Linked DNA regions of Homo sapiens: region 1 is linked to region 2. A link is an interaction called in ENCODE POLR2A ChIA-PET data of the cell type or tissue named here. Cell type or tissue: Panc1. All regions are shown on one strand.

Region 1 (8,000 bases), 200 kb after region 2:
TTCTTCTATACAAATCACTCAGTAAGTATGACAGAAGTTTGCCAGCTCAAGTCAGCACAAAGCTCCTTCTCCAAAAATAACCCTGTAATTTTTAGAAATTCTAGCAATGAAAATAAAGTATCTTTAACTTTTTTGTCAAATCATGGATATACAGAGTTAAAAGTGACTTAGGGATCATTTTGAACATAAAATCTTGAAAAGTAGCCATATTACAGTGGTTCACTTCTGTAATCCCAGTGGTTTGGGAGGCAAAGCAGAAGGAGTGTTTGAGCCCTAAAGTCCGAGACCAGCCTGGGCAATCTGGCAAAACCCCATCTCTACAAAAAATACAAAAATTAGCCAGCCATGGTGGCACATACCTGTAGTCCCAGCTACTCAGGAGGCTGAGGCAGGAAGACCACTTTAGCCTGGAAGGTCAAGGCTGCAGTAAGCCATGGTTTGTGTCACTGCACTCTAGCCTAGGTGACAGAATGAGTCCGTGTCTCAATCAATCAATCTTTTTTTTTTTTTTTTTTTGAGACAAAGTGTCCCTCTGTCGCCCCAGGCTGGAGTGCAGTGGCGTGATCTCAGCTCAATGCAACCTCCACCTCCCAGGTTCAAGAGATTCTCCTGCCTCAGCCTCCTGAGTAGCTGGGACTACAGGAGCGCACCACCACGCCCAGCTAATTTTTGTGTTTTTAGTAGAGACAGGGTTTCACCATGTTGGTCAGGCTGGTCTTGAACTCCTGACCTCGTGATCCGCCTGCCTCAGCCTCCCAAAGTGCTGAGATTACAGGCTTAAGCCACTGCGCCCTGCCCAATCAATCAATATCTTAAAAAGTTAGATTCACAGCCAGGCGTGGTAGCTCACGCCTATAATCCCAGGACTTTGCGAGGCCGAGGTGGGTGGATCACAAGGTCAAGAGATCGAGACCATCCTGGCCAACATGATGAAATGCCGTCTCTACCGAAAATACAAAAATTTGCTGGGCGTGGTGGCGCCAGCCTGTAATCCCAGCTACTCGGGAGGCTAAGGCAGGAGAATCGCTTAAACCCGGGAGGCGGAGGTTGCAGGGAGCAGAGATCGTGCAACTGCACTCCAGCCTGGTGATAGAGCGAGATTCCATCTCAAAAAAAAAAAGTTAGATTCACTTGTCCATTGTTATAAGACTCACTAAGGGCATCTCTAGACATAAACCCAGGGCTCTTAACTCACTGTATAGGGTTTCTTTGCACTGCTGCTGCTTTAAATCCAGTAACAATAAATTTAATGAAGTCCAAGTTTTCTCATTTAATCAATCATAGATACATCCATGAGTAAATAATCATAGCAGTTTAAAAACGAACTTCATCAAAAACGAGCACACTAAGCACCCACCATGAGGTGCATACAGTAGGTAAAGAACTGCCTATCTTTGATATGGCAGAAGCTCTTAGGCATTGGAGGGAACTGTCAATACCCACTGAAAAATTGTCAGCATTATCATCATCATCTTGACAATCAGCTAGTATTTTGGGGTGTTTACTCTGAACCAGGCACTTTACATGTTATTTCTGATCCTTACAACAACTCTTGAAAGGTAGGTGTTATCATCCCCCCACTGTACATTTGTGGTCACCAGATTTAAAAATAAGTATTCTGAGCTGGGTATGGTGGCTCACGCCTGTAATCACAGCACTTTGGGAGGCTGAAGTGGATCACCTGAGATCAGGAGTTCAAGACCAGCCTGCCCAACCTGGTGAAACTCCGTCTCTACTAAAAATAAAAAAAATTAGCCGGGTGTGGTGGTGGACGCCTGTAATCCCAGCTACTCGGGAGGCTGCAGGAGGCTGAGGCAGGCGAATCGCTTGAACCTGGGAGGTGGAGGTTGGACTGAGCCAAGATCGCGCCATTGCACTCTAGCCTGGGCAACAAGAGCAAAACTCTGTCTCAAAAAAAAAAAAAAGGATTCTGGCCAGGCATGGTGGCTCATGCCTGTAATCCTAGCACTTTGGGAGACTGAGGTGGGCTGATCACCTGAGGTCAGGAGTTCAAGACCAGCCTCGCCAACATGGTGAAACTCTGTCTCTACTCAAAATACAAAAATTAGCCAGGTGTGGTGGCACGCACCTGTAATCCCAGCTACTCAGGAGGCTGAGGCAGAGAATCGCTGGAACCCGGAGGGCAGAGGTTGCAGTGAGCCGAGATCAAGCCACTACACTCCAGCCTGGGCGACAGAGTGAGACTCTGTCTCAGAAAAACAAAACAAAAAAAAAAAAACTCAGTCCATGCATTTTTCCTGCTGTACCACACTCCCTAAGGGCAGAATAACTGCACTGCACATGTGGCTGTGTTATCAAGTCACTTCAAACTTTGACATAATTTCCAGACTGGCAGTTATGTAATTTAGCCATCTTTTCAATCTTTAGATTGGTTTAGCTAATTTTCTTTTATGATTCCTCAAATGAGTGGTCTTCCAGGGTTTCTCTTTTTAAAGAAGCAGAATCCTTTTTCTTTTTTTTTTTTTTTATTATACTTTAAGTTTTAGGGTACATGTGCATATTGTGCAGGTTAGTTACATATGTATACATGTGCCATGCTGGTGCGCTGCACCCACTAACTCATCATCTAGCATTAGGTATACCTCCCAATGCTATCCCTCCCCCTCCCCCCACCCCACCACAGTCCCCAGAGTGTGATATTCCCCTTCCTGTGTCCATGTGATCTCATTGTTCAATTCCCACCTATGAGTGAGAATATGCGGTGTTTGGTTTTTTGTTCTTGCGATAGTTTACTGAGAATGATGATTTCCAATTTCATCCATGTCCCTACAAAGGACATGAACTCATCATTTTTTATGGCTGCATAGTATTCCGTGGTGTATATGTGCCACATTTTCTTAATCCAGTCTATCATTGTTGGACATTTGGGTTGGTTCCAAGTCTTTGCTATTGTGAATAGTGCCGCAATAAACATACATGTGCATGTGTCTTTATAGCAGCATGATTTATAGTCCTTTGGGTATATACCCAGTAATAGGATGGCTGGGTGAAATGGTATTTCTAGTTCTAGATCCCTGAGGAATCGCCACACTGACTTCCACAATGGTTGAACTAGTTTACAGTCCCACCAACAGTGTAAAAGTGTTCCTATTTCTCCACATCCTCTCCAGCACCTGTTGTTTCCTGACTTTTTAATGATTGCCATTCTAACTGGTGTGAGATGGTATCTCATTGTGGTTTTGATTTGCATTCCTCTGATGGCCAGTGATGATGAGCATTTTTTCATGTGTTTTTTGGCTGCATAAATGTCTTCTTTTCAGAAGTGTCTGTTCATGTCCTTCGCCCACTTTTTGATGGGGTTGTTTGTTTTTTTCTTGTAAATTTGTTTGAGTTCATTGTAGATTCTGGATATTAGCCCTTTGTCAGATGAGTAGGTTGCGAAAGTTTGCAGAATCCTTTTTCTAAAGGAAATCTTATGTGAAAACACCAAAATGTAAAGCAGGTCAAAGTTGAGCTGCTCTGGCTTAAGCAAGGTTGAGAGAACTAAAGCTCATCCTTACTCTCATGGCCAACTCTTGGGCACCTCCAAAGAATACTTTGAAAAATACTGGTTTAAAACTGAAGACTCTGCTTTCTCCATCTCAGCTCTACCATTTGCCAGCTGTATAACCTTTGACAAAAAACAATGTTTCACTTTTTCAAACAATGTTTCACTTTCTCTCATCCTTTACAGGTTTGTTACAAATATTACATGGAAGAATAAATGTAAAACTCCCTATACACGGTTCACATTCAAAAGTTAGTTTCCTTCCTCTTTATCTACAGTGTTAATAGTTGTTGCCAATTCAAGAAAGCTCAATAAATATATCTGAAGATATTCTTGGCAGCAGAGAAGTGAACAAGTAAATGCTCCCATAGTTCAACTAGCATAAACAAACCTAATAAATCCTTCATTAAAAGTACCAGTGGTATCAGTAACTCCCTCTTAGTCCTTTTGGGCTGCTTTAACAAAATACCAAAAACCACTCAGGCATGATGGCTCACACCTGTAATCCCGGCACTTTGGGAGGCTGAGGCAGGTGTATCACCTGAGGTCAGGAGTTCGAGATCGGCCTGACCAACATGGTGTAATCCCATCTCTACTAAAAACACAAAATTATCCCAGCGTGGTGGCACGTGCCTGTAATCCCAACTACTCAGGAGTCTGAGGCAGGAGCATAGCTTGAACCCGGAAGGTGGAGGTTGTGGTGAGCTGAGAGAGCACCATTGCACTCTAGCCTGGGCAACAAGAGCAAAACTCTGTCTAAAAAAAAAAAAAACTAGGTAGCTTATAAACAACAGAAATTTGTTTTTTTCTTTCCTTTTTTTTTTTTTTTTTTTTTTGAGACAGAGTCTCACTCCGTCACCCAGGCTGGAGTACAATGGTATGATCTCGGCTCACTGCAACCTCCGCCTCCTGGGTTCAAGCAATTCTTCTGCCTCAGCCTCGCAAGCAGCTGGGAATACAAGTGCACGCCACCACGCCCAACTAATTTTTGTATTTTTAGTAGAGATGGGGTTTCACCATATTGGCCAGGCTGGTCTCGAACTCCTGACCTCGTGATCTGCCTGCCACGGCATCCCAAAGTGCTGGGATTATAGGCGTGAGCCTCCGTGCCCAGCCAGGCTTCTATTTTTCCAGGCACCACAAACCAAAAATACATCTATGTCATGTGCACCCTCACCTGAGCAATTTTAAACTGGCTCTTGCCTAAAGAATTAAGAATCCATTGCCGTGGTCTATTATTAATAACATGTTCCCATTTCTTCATGTATAACCAGGGACCAAAGCTATTTTTATAGGAAAGAGATTGCCGGTCCCAATCTAAGCCCAGTCAACTCTCAAATCACACACTCTATGGAAGCTGCAGATGTTGGCTTTGATCACTATGATTCAGGAAGAATCATAACAGTAGATTACACAGCTAAGAAAAGAGTCATTTAAGATAAGGAAGACATCCCTGAGTATGGATGTGAAATCCAAAAAGATTTAGAATACTAATCTAGTATTTTACCAGGAACCCTGAGCAATTCACCTGCTCTCTATTGATTACTGCTTTGTGAGAAAAGTGAAAATATACTCATGAAAATGCCAGAGACATTGGTGTTGCTGTTGTTTTGTAGACGGGGTCTCCGTATGTTGCCAAGGCAGGTCTCGAACTCCTGGGCTCAAGAGATCCTCCCGCCTCAGACTCCCAAAGTCCTGGGATTATGGGCATGAGTCACTGTGCCCAGCCAGACATATTGCTTTGATTAACCATCAAACAATTATGTCCCAGGGTTATCAGGGACCTCAGCAAGTCATCTCTGTCACCTCCCTCATTTCTAAACAAGCTCACACCTGAATGATCCCAGAAAGATAGTCTTTGGAGAAGATACTTCATAATATCCCTCGGTAACAACATTTCAGTATCTTGTAGTCAGGAAGTTCTTTCTAACATGTAATCTACATCCTTTATGTTGCAATTAAAACACATTCCCTCTTGTCCTGTCCTCTATGGAAAGAGAACATCTGCTTAACACCACCTGAACAATATCCCTCCAAGAGATTATAAAATATAGGAAGCCCATTTCAAATAGCTTCATGTAAATGCAACATGGCTTTATATGGGTCACCTTAGACAAAGAACATGATTAAGAGTCTTAAATTCCTAATTCCATCACTGACTTGCTCTGAAGATGATAGGAAGTTAAAACCATGCAGATGCTGTGCTTCAATTATCCCATCAGTAAAATGCAAATAATAAAACCAGTATGTTAGAACTCAGTTCTTCATACAGGAAAGAGATTCTGAGTCCCAATCTAAGCCCAGCCAACAACTCTGAAATCACATACTCTGGAGAAGCTGCAGATGTTGGCTTTGATCTCTAACATGTCAGAAGATCATTAATATATTATCATAGGACCTGCAATTCCATTCCTACCTAGGTATATTCCTAAAATAACTGAAAATAAGCCAATGCACATGCATGTTCAAAGCAACACTATTCACAAGAGCAGAAGGCAGAAACAGCCCAAATGTTCTTCAATGGATGAATGGATAAACAAATGTGATGTATACACACAATGGAATATTATTCAGTCATGAAAAGGTATGAAGTACTGATAAATATTCCAATGGAGATAAATAAACCTCCAAAACATTACGCTAAGTCAAAGAAGCCAGACACAAAAGATCACATATTGTATGATGCCATTTACATGAAATATCCAGAATAAATCAATCCACAGAGACAGAATGCAGATTGATGGTTATCAGGGGCTGGAGGAAGGGCAGAATAAGGACAAACTGCTTAACTGGTAAGGGGTTTTACTTTGCAGAGATGGTAATGTTTTGAAACTAAAGAGGTTGCAGAACATTGTGAATGTACTTAAATGCCACTGAATTGTTCATTTTAAGATGGCTAAATTTACGTGAAGTGAATTTCAGTTCAGTAAATCCTTATTCTAAAAAAAAAAGAAAAAAGAAAAAAAATTCAGCCAGGCGCGGTGGCTCATGCCTATAATGCCAGCACTTTGGGAGGCCGAGGCGGGCAGATCACCTGAGGTCGGGAGTTTGAGACCAGCCTGACCAATATGGAGAAACCCTGTCTCTACTAAAAGTACAAAATGTGCCGGGCATCGTGGTGCATGCCTATAATCCCAGCTAGTCAGGAGGCTGAGGCAGGAGAATCACTTGAACCCAGGAGGAGGAGGTTGCAGTGAGCCGATATAGCACCACTGCACTCCAGCCTGGGCAACAAGAGTAAAACTCCATCTCAAAAACAAAACGAAACAAAACAAAAACGCTAGAAGCTGAGTGTGGTGGTTTGTACCTGTAATCCAGCTACTTGGGAGGCTAAAGCAGGAGGAAAGCTTGAGTTCAAGGCTACAGTGAACTACAATCACCACTGTAGTCTAGCCTGGAAGAAAGTGTGTCTCAAATAAACAAATAAAAGAATGCTAGGAGAACTAAAAAGGACAATGTCCATATAAGCATTTCCCAGGAAAGTTACCATATAAAATTCCAGGTAGGGCCGGACGTGGTGGCTCACACCTGTAATCCCAGCACCTTAGGAAGCCGAGGCGGGTGGATCACCTGAGCTCAGGAGTTCGAGACCAGCTGGGTCAACATGGAGAAACCCTGTCTCCACTAAAAATACAAAAATTAGCCAGGCGTGGTCATGTGCGCTTGTAATCCCAGCTACTTGGGAGGCTGAGGCAACAGAGTTGCTTGAACCTGGGAGGCAGAAGTTGCAGTGAGCCAAGATCGCACCACTGCACTCTAGCCTGGGCGACAGAGCAAGACTCCATCTAAAAAAAAAAAAATCTAGGTAGGACTGTAGCCAAAATGTTTATTATTATCATATAAATATGGCTAATTAGACTCTGGGCAAAGTATATAAATCACAAACTATTAATAGAAAACAATGGCGGGGCACAGTGGTTCACGCCTGTAATCCCAGCACTTTGGGAGGCCGAGGTGGGCGGATCACGAGGTCAGGAGATCGAGACCATCCTGGCTAACACGGTGAAACCCTCTCTACTAAAAATAGAAAAAATTAGCCAGGCATGGTGGCGGGCGTCTGTAGTCCCAGCTACTCAGGAGGCTGAGGCAGGAGAATGGTGTGAACCCGGGAGGTGGAGCTTGCAGTGAGCCGAGATTGCACCACTGCATGCACTCCAGCCTGGGCGACAGAGAGACTCAGTCTCAAAAAAAAAAAAAAAAAAAAAAAAAAGTATAGAGCTTTGAGCTTTGTCACAATTATACATTCAGTACATAGAAATAAGAGCCAATAAACAAGTGAATGAATAAAGAGGTTAACCAAGCACCTCAGCTAATTAGCTATAGCAACAATGACCACAAGAAAGCAATAAAAAAAAAAAAAAAAAAAAGATAAGGAATGAACTTTAAAAGCCAGTAATACCAAAATACAAAGAACCATTCAGTAGGGAGGTGAAAAAAGAAAGGCTAAACATAGCAAATTTTAAAAGTACATAAAAAGGGCCGGGCATGGTGG
Region 2 (8,000 bases):
CCCCAGGGGTGTTGGGAGTGGAGCGGGACCTTCTCTCGGCAAGTGGTTTGGTGCCAGGCCGAGGGTGGCACCAAGGCAGGGCCCTTGCTGAGCCCCCGCTTGCCGGCCCTGCCCGACAGCCAGCAGCCGGTGCCAGAGCAGTTGCGCATCCAGGTGAGTCGCGTCAGCATGCACGACTATGAGGCCCTGCACTACGACAAGGAGCAGCTCAAGGAGGCCTGTGAGTGCGGTGGGGCGGCCTGGCAGGGTGGCCAGGAGGGGCTGAAGCAGCCGGGGCCCCCTTGGGCAGGGCTGTGGGGTGCAGCCAGCTGCTGACAGGTGCTCTGTTCTCCAGCTGTGCCGCTGGGCACTGTGGTGGTCCCAGGAGACAGTGACCTAGAGCTCTGCCGTGCCCACATTGAGAGACTCCAGCAGGTAAGGGGTGGGGGCTTCCCCAGGTGCCCACCGAGAGGGTGGTGGGAAGTGAGGCCAGGCCTCTTCCTCCCGCAGCCAGCTCGCCCTGCGGAGCCTCCTCTGTGCTGGTTCCCCCTACTCCAAGTTCCCTTCCCTCCCTGGCCCCCACTCTATCCCAGCCTGGCCTTTGCTTCTCTCAACAGGAGCCCGATGGTGCTGGAGCCAAGTCCCCGACATGCCAGAAACTGTCCCCCAAGTGGTGCTTCCTGGACGGTGAGTCTACTCCCAGGGTGCCAAGCTGTTTCGTGTTCCCTCCCTAGGGGATCCCAGGTAGGGGCAGCAGAGGACCTGGGCCTGGACATGGCACTCCCTGATCCTCAGCTGCCCTCTCTCCCACAGCCACCACTGCCAGCCGCTTCTACAGGATCGACCGAGCCCAGGTGAGCGATTGCAGGCCTGCTCCAGCCACAGCTGCTTCCGGGCCCCAGGGTCGCCTCTCCTGGGACGCCTTCCCTGTTAGCTCCCCCGATGGGCTCACCTCTGTCCTCATGCCTCTGAGAGCTTTTACTATTGCCTGTGTGCATGGACAGCGTGCGGCCCTGCCCTCCACACTGGAGAGTATAGGGCGGTGCCAGCCAGAAAGGCAGTGGGGTACCTACCAAAGGCTTGCTGGGTGGGTAGGAGGGCCTGGAAGCCCAGAGCCATCCAGGGAGACACAGAAGCAAAGGCATTCTGGTCAGGCGCCAGCTCACCTGGTAAAGTCTGGGCAGTCGGAGGAGGTGTCAGGAATGGGAAGGAGTGGGAGAGGGACAGGCAGGGCCCCTTGCCTGGCCACCTCCTTTCAGTGTTTGTGCTCATGGCAGAGGCTTCTCCAGGTCTACCAGCCTTGCTGCCCCTCGGCCCCCACCGTCAGGTGCCCTGACCTCCCGCCCTGACCTCCCCCCACAGGAGCACCTCAACTATGTGACTGAGATCGCACAGGATGAGATTTATATCCTGGACCCTGAGCTGCTGGGGGCATCGGCCCGGCCTGACCTCCCAACCCCCACTTCCCCTCTCCCCACCTCACCCTGCTCACCCACGCCCCGGTGAGTCCTGGTGTCCCGTCCCTCCAGCCCCTGGCTTTCAGCCCCACCTGTAAGCCGATGACTTCTGAATCCCTGCTTCTAGCCCCTCCACCAGTTAACTAAATGGTGTCAACCTGAACCTGGCCAAAGCCCACCTGACGGCCTTCAGCCCTGTGGTTCTGTGGGGAAGCGGCCTCACGTCCACCCTGGTTCCCTCCCTGACTTCTCCCTCCTCTGGACCTCATCCTTCAGCCAGTCCTGGCAGCCCCCGGACCCACCACCTGAGCACTCCTCCCCACCCCTACTGCCACCAGCCCTTCCCGGCTGCCACGCCCTGGCCCCCAGCTCTTATATCCCTGTGGCCATTCGTGCCCTCGAACCCCCATCTCCATACCACGGTCAACTAAAAATGCAGAGCATACCAGGCCACTCCCCAACCTAGAAGCTTCTTTCTCAGCAGCCCTTTGGACGTGGATTCTCCCCAGGCCCCCCGTCATTGCACTGGGCTCCCAGCCCCCTCCCTGAGTTCACCTCCATGGTCCTGCCCCACTCTCTTCTCTTGGTTCTTTGAGGCATCAGGTGTTTGCCACCACTGGACTTCTGTCATCGCTGCCTCCAACTCTTCCCCCATCTTTCCGGAGCTCCCCCACCCCCATCCCCTTCGAATCTCAGCTTGGCTGTTTCCTCCTTGGAGAGATCACTCCCAGGACCCCCTCTGCAGGGGTGCCACATCACCTGTTCTGAATTCTTAAGAGCACCCCTGCTCTCAGAACTCCTTATTTATTTGACTTGTTTGTATCCCTGAACTAGAATGTAAGCTCCATGAGGGCAAGGCCTTCCTCTGTCTCGTTTCCCTGCTGTATCCCCAGTGCCTGGAATAGTGCTTGGTGTGTAGCAGGCACTCAATAAACTGTGGAAAGGATGAAGATGCCCCCAGTTGGGGTTGGGGAGGGCGACCAGCTGGCCTGTGCCGTAGCCGGTCACAGCACATCATGCTCTGTTGCAGGTCACTGCAAGGGGATGCTGCACCCCCTCAAGGTGAGGCCTCTCCCTCTGGGGCCCCTCCTTTCTGCCTGGTTGGGGGCAGGAGGCTCAGTGGGGTGGGGATAGGGCCCAGACACAGCCTTACACAAACACAGCCTTTGAGCTTCACGCACCAACGGAGCCCTGGGCACACATGCCTGGCCGGCACAGTCCTGTCCACTGAGGCACCAACCCAAGCCCAGGCCTCCGACTGCAGAGTAACAGGCAGGTATTCCGTGCAGGTGAAGAGCTGATTGAGGCTGCCAAGAGGAACGACTTCTGTAAGGTACTAGCTCCAGGCTCCAGTTCCTTCCCCCAGCAGCTCCCTCGGGCCCTGGGGAGCGAGGCCTCTGGGTTGGGCCAAGAGCTGACCTGCTCAGGTGCTGTCATCTGTCATCGTCTGGCCCTCTGTGGGATCTCCAGTGATCGTCCCATTCCACTTCACTGTATCTCTGTCTAGGCCACAATAGATGGCTCCTAGTAGGGGCTTCCTAGCTCAGTCCACCTGTCCCTGGTGCTTAGAAAGGAGCAGGTCAGAGGAAGCACTGCTCCAGGGCTTGGTCACCAGTGCTGCCAGAGAGCCCACAGGCTGTGGGGTGAGAGGCCCCTCCTCCGGTGTGCTCCAGAGAGACCCACAGAGGCAACTCAGGAGTAAGATGTGTGAGCGCACTCGTTTCAGGCCTGTGCTGGTGTACCCGGCTGTGGGCCAGCGTGTGAGCTCAGGGAAGGAGGGGTGGCCCCAGGAGGTCCAGCCCTGCCATGCCTCCTGCCCTCAGCTCCAGGAGCTGCACCGAGCTGGGGGCGACCTCATGCACCGAGACGAGCAGAGTCGCACGCTCCTGCACCACGCAGTCAGCACTGGCAGCAAGGATGTGGTCCGCTACCTGCTGGACCACGGTGAGCCGGGCAGTGGAGCCCAGGGCCTGGGGCCAAGGTGGGAGGAGGAGGGGCTGCCAGGCCTCTCTGACCACCACCTCCCCTTCTCCAGCCCCCCCAGAGATCCTTGATGCGGTGGAGGAAAAGTAAGTATCTGGGCAGTGCAGAACCGTGGTCACCCCGGAAACCACCCTTTTCCCCACCCCTCCCATTTTGTCAGGTCAGAGCCCATAAACTTCCTGGTCACATCTGTCATCCCCTGGGCCACCCCTATTGCCCCAGAGCCCTGAACTTCCTGCCCTTTCTGATGGCCCTTGGGAGACAGATGGGTGGATCAGGGGACGGGATGGGGTACACAGCCAGCCCCTGCTCCCCCAGCGGGGAGACCTGTTTGCACCAAGCAGCGGCCCTGGGCCAGCGCACCATCTGCCACTACATCGTGGAGGCCGGGGCCTCGCTCATGAAGACAGACCAGCAGGTGAGCAGACGGCAGGCAGGGAGCCCACGAGGGCACCAACCAAACCTTTCCCAAGGTCCTAGGCGGGAGCTGGGGCTGGGGGCTGTCCCTGGGAAGACACAGTCCAGACCCTGGGAAACCTGAGCCAGCAGGGGAGGAGCTGGTGGGCAGAGAGGCCTCCCTCCCTGACCAGGCCACAGGGAGGTAGAGCCCCTGCCTCTCAGCCTGCTAGGGGTTAGGCCTGCCTCTGGCCCCTGCTGATCGCAGCTCCGCCCTCCTCCAGGGCGACACTCCCCGGCAGCGGGCTGAGAAGGCTCAGGACACCGAGCTGGCCGCCTACCTGGAGAACCGGCAGCACTACCAGATGATCCAGCGGGAGGACCAGGAGACGGCTGTGTAGCGGGCCGCCCACGGGCAGCAGGAGGGACAATGCGGCCAGGGGACGAGCGCCTTCCTTGCCCACCTCACTGCCACATTCCAGTGGGACGGCCACGGGGGGACCTAGGCCCCAGGGAAAGAGCCCCATGCCGCCCCCTAAGGAGCCGCCCAGACCTAGGGCTGGACTCAGGAGCTGGGGGGGCCTCACCTGTTCCCCTGAGGACCCCGCCGGACCCGGAGGCTCACAGGGAACAAGACACGGCTGGGTTGGATATGCCTTTGCCGGGGTTCTGGGGCAGGGCGCTCCCTGGCCGCAGCAGATGCCCTCCCAGGAGTGGAGGGGCTGGAGAGGGGGAGGCCTTCGGGAAGAGGCTTCCTGGGCCCCCTGGTCTTCGGCCGGGTCCCCAGCCCCCGCTCCTGCCCCACCCCACCTCCTCCGGGCTTCCTCCCGGAAACTCAGCGCCTGCTGCACTTGCCTGCCCTGCCTTGCTTGGCACCCGCTCCGGCGACCCTCCCCGCTCCCCTGTCATTTCATCGCGGACTGTGCGGCCTGGGGGTGGGGGGCGGGACTCTCACGGTGACATGTTTACAGCTGGGTGTGACTCAGTAAAGTGGATTTTTTTTTCTTTTCTGCTTTTCTTCTTTTGCGGGGGAGGTCTAACAAGCAGCGGGGGCTGCGGGGTTGTCCTCGGGGTGGGGGACTGGACGCTGTCGACAGCACCTTCCTGGGGCCCCGGCTCCCGTTTGGTGGTTGGTCCCAGGGCCTGCCCGGTTCCTGACCTCTGCCCGGCGGCCGCGCTCGTCGGGGCCGGGGGCGGGGCCGATCCCTCCGGCTTCCCGCTTCCCGCGGAGAACAACAATGAAAGTGAAAGAGGGGTGGGGCGGGGGCGAGCCCGGGTTCTGTGGCCCATTTGCCCTGTGGCCTTGAGCAAGCCCCTCCCCCAGGCCTCGGGGGCTCTCCCGGTTTGGGGGAACCGGGCGAGGCAATGCCACAGGCCCAGGGTTAGAGGGGGTGGGCACTTGCAGCTGCCGATGTGGCTGGATCTGGAACTTCTCAGACGGCTCCTGTCAGCGCCAAGTTTCACCAAATCCAGGCCTGCGGGCTCCTCCCCCAGGACCCCCACTCGCAGTCCCTCAAGCCTGTGCTCCCGGAAAGGCACTGGGCGACCGCACCCGTGGCTTTCTCTGGGCGACCGGGTCCCAGACTCCCCCCAGCACAGCAGAGCGCTTCCCTGCCCACCCGCGGAAACCGCCCCAGGTGGGCCGCGCCCCCTCCCCAGCAGCCAGCAGGGCGCCAGGGCTGAGCCGGCCGTGGAGGGGAGCGGGTCCCGCGGGTTATACAGGCGCCGGGGCTCCGCGGCAGGCAAGAGAAGCTGAGGCCTGAGAACGGCCCGGGCCTTGGCGTACGGCAGGGGACGACCTGGGATGGGGGCAGCGGGCGGCGGCGCAGGGAGTGGGCCGGGGGCCGGTGTGCGCGGGCGGGACGGGGCCCGGGGTCGGGAGACCACCGCTCGGAAGATGGGGCCGGGAGAGGCCGCCGTCGCAGCGCAGAGGGCACCGGCGGGGAGACGCGAGGACGCGGGGCCGGGAACACGGACGCCGGAGTAGAAGCGCGGGGGGCGCGGGCTGGAGCGGGGGCGGGGACGCCGGGGTCGGGGGCGGTGCGGGTTTGAGGGGAGGGGGCGGGGCGGGTCCTTCCCTGGGGGGGTGGGGAGAGGGGGCGGGGGCCCATGTGACCGGCTCAGACCGGTTCTGGAGACAAAAGGGGCCGCGGCGGCCGGAGCGGGACGGGCCCGGCGCGGGAGGGAGCGAAGCAGCGCGGGCAGCGAGCGAGTGAGCGCGCGGCGGCCCCTGGTCCGCCCGGCCGCGGCCGATCTAGGGGCTGGGGGCTGGAGGCGGGGGTGGGGGTCTGAGCTGCGTCCTGGGCTCGAGGCGTCCCCCGGGGAGTCGCCTCTTAGCGGTGCGTCCGGGCTAGCGGCGAGGGGCCGCCCCAAGTCTTCCCACCGCCGCCACCTTAGCAGCCCGACTTGGGGCCTGGAAAGTGGAGCACGCGGAGGTGGGAGGGCCCTGCACGCGGCCCCCGGTGGGGAAGGGGACGGGCCAGGGATTCAGACTCGGGCTCTCCCCTCAGGATGCAGCACCGAGGCTTCCTCCTCCTCACCCTCCTCGCCCTGCTGGCGCTCACCTCCGCGGTCGCCAAAAAGAAAGGTGATGGGGGATGATCGAAGGAGGGCTGGGGACGGGCAGGCGAGGCCCCTCCACTTCTGGGCTGGGCCGCCTGGGTTCCTAGCCTGGAACCCCAGGAAGGCGGCTCCCGAGGGAGTCTCCCCGTGCCCCAGTCCTGAACTCTGTTCCTCGCGCGTTGTAGATAAGGTGAAGAAGGGCGGCCCGGGGAGCGAGTGCGCTGAGTGGGCCTGGGGGCCCTGCACCCCCAGCAGCAAGGATTGCGGCGTGGGTTTCCGCGAGGGCACCTGCGGGGCCCAGACCCAGCGCATCCGGTGCAGGGTGCCCTGCAACTGGAAGAAGGAGTTTGGAGGTGAGGCGGGGCGCAGTCAGAGGGCAGGAGACGGGGGGCACAGCCTCGCCGAAGCCTGGGCGGACCCTTGGCGGAGGGCGGGGCCGCGGGCCGCGCAGCGCTGACCTGGGCCGCTCTCTCGCCAGCCGACTGCAAGTACAAGTTTGAGAACTGGGGTGCGTGTGATGGGGGCACAGGCACCAAAGTCCGCCAAGGCACCCTGAAGAAGGCGCGCTACAATGCTCAGTGCCAGGAGACCATCCGCGTCACCAAGCCCTGCACCCCCAAGACCAAAGCAAAGGCCAAAGGTCAGCGAAAGGAGAAGGGGGTGGGGCTGTCGCGGGGGGCTGCCCCCCCCCCCCCCCGCCTGTGAGGGGACAATTCCAAGTTAAACCTTAAGTTTTGAGTCCTGGCCAGTGGCTTCCTGACATCGCCTCACTTGGCTTCCCTGCCTGGAAAAGTCTGAAGATGGGCACTACAAGAGAGGCCGCAGGTGATGCTGGGGACATAAATCCTCCCTGGCCCAAATAGGGACCAACTCAAACTACTCCATTGGAGCATCTGGCTTAGGACCCAGGGAGAGTGTCCTGGAACGGCTTGCCTTTGTCAGCTCTCCAGCCACGGGCAGCATTTGGTCAGCTCTGCCCTTTCTAGTGTTGGGAGGAGGTCAAGGCCCACCCTGGGCCTCTCAGCTCACTCGTGACTCAGCCCAGCGAGGCCAGCAGGGCAGGGGTGAATCTGCCCGCTTCTCAGGTGAGGAGGCTGAGGATGCCCAGGGCTGCTGTGACCAGGACTAGGACTGGAAACTTGAAGGTTTTCTGATCCCAAGTGGAAATAGGAAGCTGGGGATGTCCCATGTCCACATCACAATGGCTGCCCCATCCCCTGCTTCCGAGTCAGCTGATTGGAAACCACTAGGGGGCAGAATCTTCTCCTTCCCTGATGCCCGGGTGTTTGTGGAGCCGGCGGTCTGCAATGGGTCAGCCTAACTGCTGATATGGTATTAATATTTCTTTCTTGTTTTACAGCCAAGAAAGGGAAGGGAAAGGACTAGACGCCAAGCCTGGATGCCAAGGAGCCCCTGGTGTCACATGGGGCCTGGCCCACGCCCTCCCTCTCCCAGGCCCGAGATGTGACCCACCAGTGCCTTCTGTCTGCTCGTTAGCTTTAATCAATCATGCCCTGCCTTGTCCCTCTCACTCCCCAGCCCCACCCCTAAGTGCCCAAAGTGGGGAGGGACAAGGGATTCTGGGAAGCTTGAGCCTCCCCCAAAGCAATGTGAGTCCCAGAG

What was found. ChIA-PET counts read pairs that join two places held together with the same protein. Peaks named below come from ENCODE experiments on the same cell type or tissue, not always from the same donor. Only the 100,000 strongest peaks of a DNase experiment are listed, where the experiment ranks them.
Region 1: POLR2A ChIA-PET joins it to region 2 with 10 read pairs; 3 of 35 experiments call an interaction of 5 or more read pairs at or near these places.

What each region holds. Positions count from the first base shown.
Region 1 is chr11:46,571,191-46,579,190 of GRCh38, forward strand. The region is part of intron 1 of AMBRA1 (autophagy and beclin 1 regulator 1); the gene reads right to left. Among named protein-coding and RNA genes, the nearest start is that of AMBRA1, 19 kb to the right of the region's middle. In Panc1, no CTCF peak of the experiment used is centred here; no DNase peak of the experiment used is centred here; H3K27ac peaks cover 585 bases.
Region 2 is chr11:46,375,732-46,383,731 of GRCh38, forward strand. DGKZ (diacylglycerol kinase zeta) reads left to right here. Exons shown (of 31, transcript NM_001199267.2): 21 at 120-220; 22 at 335-414; 23 at 597-666; 24 at 793-833; 25 at 1,342-1,481; 26 at 2,467-2,498; 27 at 2,726-2,769; 28 at 3,260-3,380; 29 at 3,472-3,505; 30 at 3,738-3,837; 31 at 4,100-4,820. The coding sequence ends at 4,216. MDK (midkine) reads left to right here and starts at 5,938. Exons shown (of 5, transcript NM_002391.6): 1 at 5,938-6,027; 2 at 6,326-6,402; 3 at 6,563-6,730; 4 at 6,856-7,017; 5 at 7,738-8,000. The coding sequence starts at 6,327. The coding sequence ends at 7,763. MIR4688 (microRNA 4688) reads left to right here and starts at 671; the gene lies at 671-753. RefSeq lists an enhancer at 4,669-5,303 and silencers at 4,803-5,012, 5,443-5,642, 6,073-6,182, 6,603-6,652, 6,628-6,922. In Panc1, CTCF peaks have their summits at 7,618 (motif pointing right) and 7,820; no DNase peak of the experiment used is centred here; H3K4me3 peaks cover 2,653 bases; H3K27ac peaks cover 2,309 bases.